Regions from separate parts of the Homo sapiens genome. Here region 1 is linked to region 2. Evidence: read pairs that join two places in POLR2A ChIA-PET (ENCODE). Cell type or tissue: MCF 10A. All regions are shown on one strand. Each heading gives the region's core, and the rest is flanking DNA. Links, peaks and the distances in the headings are about the cores only.

Region 1 (5,381 bases), core at 87-5,086, 120 kb before region 2:
GTGGCCCCTTGTAACTGGTTTTTTCACTGAGCATAGTGTTTTCAAGGATCATATCATTGTAACGTGTCAGTACCTTCTTCTGTTTTACTGCCGAATAACATTCTGTGTGTGAATATATCACATTTTATTTATCCATTCATCAGATATTTGGGCTGTTTCCACTTTTTGGCTATTATGAATAATGCAGTTGTAATGGTTTTGTTTGTTTTTGAGATGGGGTCTTGTGCTGTCACCCAGGCTGGAGTGCAGTGTTGCCAATCACAGCTCACTGCAGCCTCAGTCTCCTACGCTCAGAGGATCCTCCCACCTCAGCCTCCCCAGTAGCTAGGACTGCAGTTGCTGGCTACCACGTCTGGCTAATTTTTTTTTTTTTTTTAATAGTAGAAATGAGGTCTCCCTACATTGCTCAGGGTGATCTCGAACTCCTGGGCTCAAGAGAACCTCCCTTGTTTTCCAAGATTTTAAGAAAAAAAAAAATATCCTCCCCCCTCAGCCTCCCAAAGTGCTGAGATTACGGGTGGGAGCCAATACTTGCTATTATCTGTCTTTGTGATTATTATATTGTAGTAGGTGTGAAGTAGTATCTCATTGTGGTTTTGATTTGTATTTCCCTGCTGACTATTGGTGGTTAGCATTTCATCATGTGTTTGTCAGCCATTTGTATAGCTTCTTTGGAGATGTGTTCATATTCCAATCCTTTGCCCAGTTTTTTTTTTTTATTGTGTTATTGATCAGGGAATCACTTTTCATTTATGCCTTTTTGTGTTTCTTCCCTTGAGAAATGCCTCTGCATTTTTGCGTATCATAGTCTCCTTATTATGACTTGTCTTTTCCATGTATTAAGATATGGGAGCCAGGTGCAGTGGCTCACACCTGTAATCCCAGCAATTTGGGAGGCTAAGGCAGGCTGATCTCTTGAGTCCAGGAGTTCAAGACCAGCCTGGGCAACATGGCAAGACCCAGTCTCTACAAAAAATACAGAAAATTAGCCAGGCATGATGGTGTGCATCTGTAGTCCCAACTACTTGGAAGGCTGAGGTAGCAGGATCGCTTGAGCCAAGCAGGTGGAGGTTGTAGTGAGCAGAGATCACACCACTGCACTCCAAGAATTGAAGGTATATATTGTTTCTTTTAATGTTTAGTGTCCTTTGTGTATTTATAAAGATGCTTCTAAACTTTGAAGCCAGAAAGCTATTCTCCTATATTTTCTCCTAAAAGTTTTATAGCTCTGCCTCTTACATCCAAGTCCTTGATGTATCTAAAATTTATTTTCTTGTAAGATAGGAGTCAGGGATTCAGTTTCTTTTTTTTTTTCTCTATAGATACTCAGTTGTCTTTTTTTGCTCCACGAATCTGTCCATCCCTGTGCCAATATGATTTTGTCTTATAAAGCTGTGTAACTAAATCTCAATTTGCATAGGCATACCTCTCTGCTTATTGTCCTCATGGGGATCCTAGCCCGTGTCTTCCACATACATAAACTTTAGAATCAGCTTTTCAGATTATCTGAAAAATGTTGGCTTTTGGTTGGAATTGCATTTAACCTATAGATCAGTTAGAGGAAATTTTACGTCTTTTAACTTTTCATACAAGTCTTATACTTTGTACCTTATTATGTTTATTTCTTTTTTTTTTTTTTTTTTTTTTTTTTGAGACAGAGTCTAGCTCTGTCGCCCAGGTTGGAGTGCAGTGGCATGATCTCAGCTCACTGCAAGCTCCGCCTCCCTGGTTCACGCCATTCTCCTGGCTCAGCCTCCCGAGTAGCTGGGACTACAGGCACCTGCCACCAGGCCCGGCTAATTTTTTGTACTTTTAGTAGAGTCAGGGTTTCACCGTGTTAGCCAGGATGGTCTCGATCTCCCGACCTCGTGATCCCCCCTCCTTGGCCTCCTAAAGTGCTGGGATTACAGGCATGAGCCACTGCACCCGGCATTAAGTTTATTTCTAATTAGAAAAAAAACTGATTCACTCTAGGGGTAAAAATCATTATGTTGTGTATAATTTCTCTGCACAGTTCTCTAAGTGCCACCTAAGATGTGGTTCTTTTCCTTGTTCATGTTTTGTTTTTGGAGGCTATTCCGATGAAATACTGATGTATTAGAACAGTTAATTAGCCATGTGTGGCTATTTGAATTAAAAATGAAATTCAGTTCTTCGGTTGCACTAGCTGCACATCATGTGCTCAGTAGCCATCATATTGAACAGCAAAGATCGAGAATGTTTCAGCCAGAAAGTTCTGCTGGACTAGCAGTTGGCAGACTACAACCTGTGGGCCAAATCTAGCGCACCCCCGTTTCTGTAAATAAAGTTATATCAGAATACAGCCACACTCATTCATTTATGTATTGTTGATGGCTGCTTCCCTGCTACCTGAGTAGATGTGACAGAGATTGTATAGCCAGGAGCCTAAGTATTTACTCTGTGGCCTTTTACAAAAAAAGTTTAACAACTCCTACAGACCATGAGTCTCAAATTTGGTCAGACATCAGAATCACTCGGAAACTAAAATACTAATGCCTGGGCCTCACCCCTAGAGATTCTGATTTAATTGGCATGAGATAGAATCCCTTGGGATTTTTCAAGTTTCCCTGGTGATTTTAATATGCAGCAAAGTTCAGGAACCACTGATCTAGACTTCTCAGGTGCTCTTTTCTCCTCTGGACACTTTGACATTCAAGGGTGGGATTTTGAAGTTCACTCAATTCTGACAGTTCACTCAATTCCACCTTCTGGCTTCCATGGCTCAGGTTTGGCAGCATCATGAGGTTTGTTTGTTTGTTTTTTCCGAGACAGAGTCTCGCTCTGTCACCTAGGCTGGGGTGCAGTGGTGCAATCTCGGCTCACCACAACCTCTGCCGTCCGGGTTCAAGCAATTATCCTGCCTCAGCCTCCCAAGTAGCTGGGACCACAGGTGTGTGCCACCATGCCCAGCTAGTTTTTTGGTATTTTTTAGTAGAGACGGGGTTTCACCATGTTGGTCGGGCTAGTCTCGAACTCCTGACCTCAGGTGATCCACCCACCTCGGCCTCACGAAGTGCTGGGATTACAGGCGTGAGCCACCGTGCCCAGCCAGCATGAGCTTTTTAAGTCTCCAGTGACTCATGATTTCTGAGATCCTGAGCCGCACAGGATTGTTCAAGTTTCATTGTAGAACAACAAGTTAGGAAATAATTCCTATCTCTAACTCCTCCTTTTCAGGTGGCTGCGGCATTCAAGGCCTTGCACAAGCCGTTACCCATTCCCCACTGTACTCACCCACATTTAGCATTCTTTAGAGCAGTGATTCTCAAACAGGCATTCCCCAGAATTGCCTGTGGGACTTGCTAAAACCCAGGTTGCTGTCTACCTACGTTAGGAACTAAGAATTTGCATTTGTGACAAGTTTCCAGGTGATGCTGCTTGTCCTGGGAACCACATTTTAAGAACCACTTTTTTAGAGCAGTGCTGCTCAGATTTTTACTATGCGTGGAAATCACCAAGAGTTCTTACTAAATGCAGGCTTTGGCTTATTAGAGCTAGAGTAGGACCTGAGATTCTGCATCTCCAAGCTCCCAACCAGACTTTGACCATTTTAAGAGCAGCTTCTAACCTGGTCTTCCTGTCTTTCCACTTTTTGACTGTTATGAATACTGCAGTTTCTGTCTCTAGATTCTGCCACTAAGCTGACTTTTCTAAATCACTGCCTTGATTGTGTTACCTCCCTGCTCAAAAACCTCCTATGATTTCCCATCACCTGCTGTTCTTTATAGGACAAGCCTGGGCAGCATGATGTTCAGGGCCTTTTCCTGTGTGGTACCAGCCTGCCTCTCCACCCTCACTGTGCACTGCTTCCTTGTCTGAAAGCTGTGTTTCAGGAAGCCACACATCTAAGTGGTCTGCGTTCAACCTATATTCATGCTCTTTGAATCTAAAACTTGCTCCCGTTCCTAGATTCTTTCTCCTTTCACCATTTGTGTCTTAAACTTGCTGCTTTCAAATGCTGCCACTTCTTTCCTTCCACACCATGAATGTACATTGAAAAGTGAGTGAATTAATGTACTATACCTTCATTCTGACCATCAAGAGGTGCTTTGAACCTGTTACAGTCTTTAGCACACAAGTCTGTGGAATATTTCTTTATTGTCCTTGTGTCTATTAGGTTATAAGTTTCTTAGTCTGAGCTTAAAACAGTTCTTACATAGAGCATATGACAGTATTATTTATTCTAGTCTGGACTTTCAGCAACTTGCACTGTGACTTTGATTCTTGCTTAGCTACCTTGTCAGGTTCCATTCCTGACCTGATTCACAGAAGTAGCCTTGGGAAGGAACTATTAAATTTTCAAAGCATTTCACCATCGTTTGTAAAGGCCCTTAACTACCAAACATACTGCTCAGTAGCTTTCATATGTACCTGTTTTAGTCATTCCCTTTAGTTACTGAATGAACAGTCCAATTACTTTTGACTCCCAGGTCCCCTTTAGCAGTCAATTACTTTGTGATCTTTATCATAGTCTATGTGCATCACAGAAATTCCACTTGCTCTTCTTTCTAGAGAGGTGCCAGTAACTTGACCTGGCGATCAGATGTCCTGGTGGAATACCAAGGAGAAGGCCGTAACGTCACTGACCCAACATGCCCTTCCCTGAGTCCTGGCGTATCTGTGAGTAATAGCTTGAATCAACTTAGACAGCTTTCTCACTGACAACATGGCAAGGTGCTGGTTGCCATGTGTCAAATATTGAAACCTTTCATCTGAGTCCTGTTCCTTTGTCACTGACTGTGAGTGGTTAGTAGATGGACAAAGGTAAATCCAGTGATCTTGGAAATGATGCTGCTGACCTGTCATCAGAATGTGCACTGTTAATCTTCCAATTTATGTAGCAAGTGCATGTATCCACCCGTGTTCTTATCAATTCCTCTTCCCTGTTTTTCTACCCCTCCCAATAACAGTACCATTTTTTTTTAATTAGGGATAATGTTACTGAGGCATGCAGTAGAGAGATGTGGTTCCTGCCTGTAACCATGCCATTATGAGTGCCTCGCATTGGCGGCAGCCAGGCAGGTCACAAAGAGGGAAACAGCCATGTTGGCCTCACTTTGGAGAAGGGAAAATAGGCTTCCACTTGGAGTTGATTGATTCTTCTAACACCAAAGTGTTACAGTATAATGAACCAACCAAAAGTGCAATAACAGATCATATGGTAGACAAATTAGATTTAAGTCGTACCTGGTGATAAGAACACTCATAAATAACTTACTTGCACATGACTCCACAAAACTCATTTTAGCCTTCTCCTCCAACTTCTTAGGGTGACATTTCCTAGTAGCTCTTAGAAATGAGTCATTTGGGCTGGGTACTGTGGCTCACACCTGTAATCCTAGCACTTTGGGAGGCCAAGG
Region 2 (5,381 bases), core at 236-5,235:
GCATGCGCCACTACCCTGGCTAATTTTGTATTTTTAGTAGAGATGGGGTTTCTCCATCTTGGTCAGGCTGGTCTTGAACTCCCAACCTCAGTTGATCCACCTGCCTCAGCCTCCCAAAGTGCTGGAATTACAGGCGTGAGCCACCACGCCCGGCCTAGATACTGCCTTGTTTAAGCCAGTTGAGTTGACCTGTTATCATCCTATATTCCCATCATTTTGTTCCTGCTGGAATAGTCATATCTCTCATAATATTTCTGCCACGTTCTGTTCTCCTCCATTGACATTGGTAGAATCAGTAGAGACAGATAGAAAAAGAAGTAAGAGTTTTTAAATGATTGCTAAGTTGTTCCCCTGAAGATAATTTAGAAAGTTCATTTTCTTACCTTAAAAAAAAAAGCAACCCATAGCAGAGGTATTTAAATTGGCTTTAAAAAGGAAAAAAAATATGTTCTAAAATTTCTCTCAAAAATTCTGACAGGCTGGGTGTGGTGGCTCACACCTGTAATCCCAGCACTTTGGGAGGCTGAGGCAGGCAGATCACCTGAGGTCAGGAGTTCAAGACCAGCCCGGCCAACATGGTGATACCCCATCTCTACTAAAAAAAATACAAAAATTAGCTGAATGTGGTGGGTGCCTGCAATCCCAGCTACTCAGGAGGCTGAGGCAGAAGAATCACTTGAACCAGGGAGGTGGAGGTTGCAGTGAGCCGAGATGGCACCACTGTACTACAGCCTGGGCAACAGAGCAAGGCTCTGCCTAAAAAAAAAATAAAAATAAAATAAAATAAATTAAAAAAAAAATATATGACAAACTCAAAGATGATAGGAGTTGGTTACATGGCCGGGCACGGTGGCTCACGCCTGTAATCCCGGCACTTTGGGAGGCCGAGGCGGGCGGATCACAAGGTCAGGAGATCGAGACCACGGTGAAACCCCGTCTGTACTAAAAATACAAAAAATTAGCTGGGCACGGTGGCGGGCGCCTGTAGTCCCAGCTACTCGGGAGGCTGAGGCAGGAGAATGACGTGAACCCGGGAGGCGGAGCTTGCAGTGAGCCGAGATCGCGCCACTGCACTCCAGCCTGGGCGACACAGCAAGACTCCATCTCAAAAGAAAAAAAAAAAAAGAGTTGGTTACATCAGCCTGGTAGCTGGAGGACAGGCTCTTAATAGTTGAACCGATACAATCAGCGGCTGTTCTCTTTGGTCAGTGCCTATTGGCTGCAACTATCACCCTGGTTGCTTCCATTTTGTTCATGGCAATGACAGGAATAAATGGTATAATAACTGAAAGGCAATGTGTTTGGTTGTTAAGTATGTGGGGTGAGAAATCAGCCTGGGCTGGGCACAGTGGCTCACACCTGTAATCCTACCATTTGGAGAGGCTGAGGCAGGCAGATAGCTTGAACGCAGGAGTTGGAGACCAGCCTGGACAACATCACGAAACCCTGTCTCTACAAAAGATACAAAAATTAGCCGGGCATGGTGGTGTATGCCTGTAGTCCCAGCTACTCAAGAGGCTGAGGTGGGAGGATTGCTTGAGCCTGGGAGGTCAAGGCTACAGTGAGCCATGATCAGGCCACTGCACTCCAGCCTGGGCAACGGAGTCAAACCCTGTCTAAAAAAAAAAAAAAAGAAAACCTGTAATCCGAGCACTTTGGGAGGCTGAGGTGGGCAGATCATGAGGTCAGGAGATCGAGACCATCCTGGCCCACATGGTGAAACCCCATCTCTACTAAAAATACAAAAATGAGCTGGGCGTGGTGGCGTATGCCTATAGTCCCAGCTACTCAGGAGGCTGAGGCAGGAGAATCGCTTGAACCCAGGAGGCAGACATTGCAGTGAGCCAAGATCGTGCCACTGCACTCCAGCCTGGCGACAGAGCAAGACTCCATCTCAAAAAAGAAAAAGAAAAAAAAAAGGAAATCAGACTGCCTGTGTTCAAATGTGGGCTCAGATGGTGTGACCCACAGCATATTATCTAAACTGGTTAAACCTCAGTTCTACATCTGGAAAGGGAGGGTAATAAAATCTTACCTTATAGGATTCTTAAAGGGATTAAGTAAACTAAGACATGCAAAACATTGTGCCTGGCACATAATAAAAGCTCATGATGTTAGCTAATATGATTACGTATAAGGATAGTATTTCCATGTTTGGGCACATCCTCAATAATCAAGGAAAGGATGTGTTACCTGTGAGCCTGGAGGTAACCCCGGTTTATAGGACAAGGTGGGGGAGAAAAGCAAATGGCTTTTCCATCACTAGATTTGTCCATCCAACATATCTAGGACCTAATGAGCTGAAATATTTTGTGCAAAGGGCACTACCTGGTACGAGGACTGCAAGATAAACCCCATAGTTCGGTATCTGTGTCCAAGTGAATTTCATCATAGGCTTCTGCATTTCCTCATTACTGTGATAAGAACTGGCCAAGGGAAAGCATATACCTGATGAAAAAATCCTTGATCATCATAATCATGTTACCTTGTATCTCAGACCCTCAAAGCCCTTGACATTAATGCTTACTCTGACCAAGTCATAATTACCTTTCTCCTTTGAAAGATAAAGAAACAAACAACAACAACAACAAAAAAAAAAGTTAAAGAAACCAAACAGATAAATTGAAGAGCTACACTCCCAACTCTTTTTTTTTCTTTTTTTTTGAGACAGAGTTTTGCTCTGTCACCCAGACTGAAGTGCAGCAGTACGATCTCAGTCCACTGCAACCTCCGCCTCCCAGGTTCAAGCGATTCTCCTGCCTCAGCTTCCCAAGTAGCTGGGATTACAGGTGCCTGCCACCACGCCCAGCTAATTTTTGTATTTTTAGTAGAGATGTGGTTTCACCATGTTGGCGAGGCTGGTCTCAAACTCCTGACCTTGTGATCCACCCACCTTGGCCTCCCAAGTGCTGGGATTACAGGCGTGAGCCACCACGCCTGGCCTACACCCTGAGTTTGGGAGAGTAAAGAGTATAGGGAGAAATCCTTCTTTAGTTGTGAGGCTTTCTGTTTTCTCTTTCTTTCTTTCTTTTTTTCATTTTTAGAGATTGGATCTCACTATGTTGCCCAGGCTGGCCTCGAACTCCTGGGCTCAGCGTGGTGTATAGCTGGGACTACAGATTGTGTGTGCCACTGCTCCGAGCTGACTTTTTTTCATTTTTTTTTCTTTTTTCTTTTTTTTTTGAGATGGAGTCTCGCTCTGGCACCAGGCTGGAGTGTAGTGGCGTGATCTTAGCTCACTGCAACCTCCGCCTCCCGGGTTCAAGCAATTCCCCTGTCTCAGCCTCCAGAGTAGCTGGGACTACAGGTGTGCACCACCATGCCCAGCTAATTTTTTTTGTATTTTAGTAGAGATGGGGTTTCACCATGTTGGCCAGGATGGTCTCGATCTCCTGACCTCATGATTCACCCGCCTCAGCCTCCCAAAGTGCTGGGATTACAGGCGTGAGCCACCATGCCTGGCCCTGTTATAATATTTAAAAAAAAAAAATAGAGATGAGGTCTCACTATGTTTCCCAGGCTAGTCTCAAACTCCTGAGCTCAACCAATCCTCCCACCTCAACCTCCCAAAATGCCAGGATTGTAGACGTGAGCCACCACACCTGGCCTATGCATGGAATATTTCTTAATTTTTTTTTTTTTTTTTCTGAGACGAAGTCGCTCTGTCACCCAGGCTGGAGTGCAGTGACATGATCTCAGCTCACTGCAAGCTCTGACTCCCAGGTTCACCCCATTCTCCCGCCTCAGCCTCCCGAGTAGTTGGGACCACAGGCGCCCGCCACCACGCCCGGCTAATTTTTTGTATTTTTAGTAGAGACGGGGTTTCACCTTGTTAGCCAGGATGGTCTTGATCTCCTGACCTCGTGATCTGCCCGCCTCGGCCTCCCAAAGTGCGGGGATTACAGGCATGATCCACTGCACCCGGCCTTATATTTCTTAATTATTTTTAAGAGACAGAGTCTTGCTCTCTTGCCCAGGCTGGAGTGCAATGGCCTGATCACAGCTCACTGAAGCCTCCCCCTCCCAGGGTCAAGGGACCTTCCCACCTCGGCCTCCTGAGTAGCTGGGACTACAGGCACGCACCATCACGCCAGCTAATTTTTTGTAGAGACGGGGTCCCTCCATGTTGCCCAGGCTGGTCTCAAATTCCTGGGCTCTAGCAATCCACCCACCTCAGCCTCCCATAGTGCTGGGGTTACAGGCCAAGCCCAGTCATATTCTTAATTTTATAGTAAAATAAACTGAAAGGCAGATGGTAATTGAAATTTTTTAAACAACTACATTTTAATACTATGAGGATCTTCATCCATAGATGATGGCGTTAGAGCAGGGCCTCAGACCTAAAGCTTCTGAAAACTTAAGTCATGGTAGTAAAGCAGACTCTCACGAACAATTTTGTAGAAAATATTTTGTTTTGAAATAGCAATAACTACTAGAATGGTTTCTATTTTTTAAATTTTTTATTACATATTTTTAAGACAAGGTCTCACTCTGTCACCTAGGCTGAGTGCAGTGGCAGGATCATGGCTCACTATAGCTTCAACCTCCCAGGTTCAATTGATCCTTCTGCTTCAGCCTCCCGAGTAGCTGGGACTACAGGCGTGTGTCACCATGCCCAGCTGATTTATTTATTTATTTATTGAGGCATGGTCTGCCTGTGTTGCCCAGGCTGGTCTCAAGCTACTGAGCTCCAGCAGTCCTCCTACTGTGGCCTCCCAAAGTGTTCGGAGTACAGACATGAGCCACTGCACCCAGCCTAAAATAGTTTAAATAAGGCCTAGATGGATAAAAATAGAATATGACCCTGTTTTGGGCACTATGGAAGGTTACAATGACATTAAGAGAAGACTGAAGAAAGGAGAAAGCAATATAGCACCTCTATATCTAAAAACTGATTTCCCATAGTAATCGAATCAGAAAAAGACAGAAATCAATTTAAGCCTGAGAAACCAAATATAGTAACAATGTTTTAAAACTCTAAGTTATAGCTTCATAAATAAAAAATTCTAAAACCACACAAAACCACTGGGGTCTAAGATGTCTGTTGGTAATTTCCACTTACTATTATTACGTACATATAGGTCACAGTTAAAAATTTTTGTTAATTCTTTCAGTCACGCTACAAAGATGATGCATATATGGTGAATGGAAGCAGTGGAGAATTCTAGCTTCCCTCAAATGAGAAAGAAAAAAAACAAAATCCAAACTTCAACATTTGGATCTTTTTGGCAAAGATATAGGACTCCCAAAGGGCATTTGAAACTAAAAATTAATTAGGCAGGTTGTTCCTCAAATAGTTGGGAAATTTACCGAGTAAACACACATACTGTTTGCTCAGTATGTTTAATGAGTTTGCTCATTAAAGTACTAGTTTATTCATG

The links. ChIA-PET counts read pairs that join two places held together with the same protein. Peaks named below come from ENCODE experiments on the same cell type or tissue, not always from the same donor. Only the 100,000 strongest peaks of a DNase experiment are listed, where the experiment ranks them.
Region 1: POLR2A ChIA-PET joins it to region 2 with 5 read pairs; 4 of 35 experiments call an interaction of 5 or more read pairs at or near these places.

The regions. Positions count from the first base shown.
Region 1 is chr12:64,722,266-64,727,646 of GRCh38, reverse strand. GNS (glucosamine (N-acetyl)-6-sulfatase) reads left to right here. Exons shown (of 14, transcript NM_002076.4): 11 at 4,534-4,641. Among named protein-coding and RNA genes, the nearest start is that of GNS, 34 kb to the left of the region's middle. In MCF 10A, for the core only: no CTCF peak of the experiment used is centred there; a DNase peak (open chromatin) is centred at 3,126.
Region 2 is chr12:64,600,382-64,605,762 of GRCh38, reverse strand. The region is part of intron 1 of RASSF3-DT (RASSF3 divergent transcript); the gene reads left to right. It also overlaps a transcript of RASSF3 not described here. Among named protein-coding and RNA genes, the nearest start is that of RASSF3-DT, 6.4 kb to the left of the region's middle. In MCF 10A, for the core only: no CTCF peak of the experiment used is centred there; no DNase peak of the experiment used is centred there.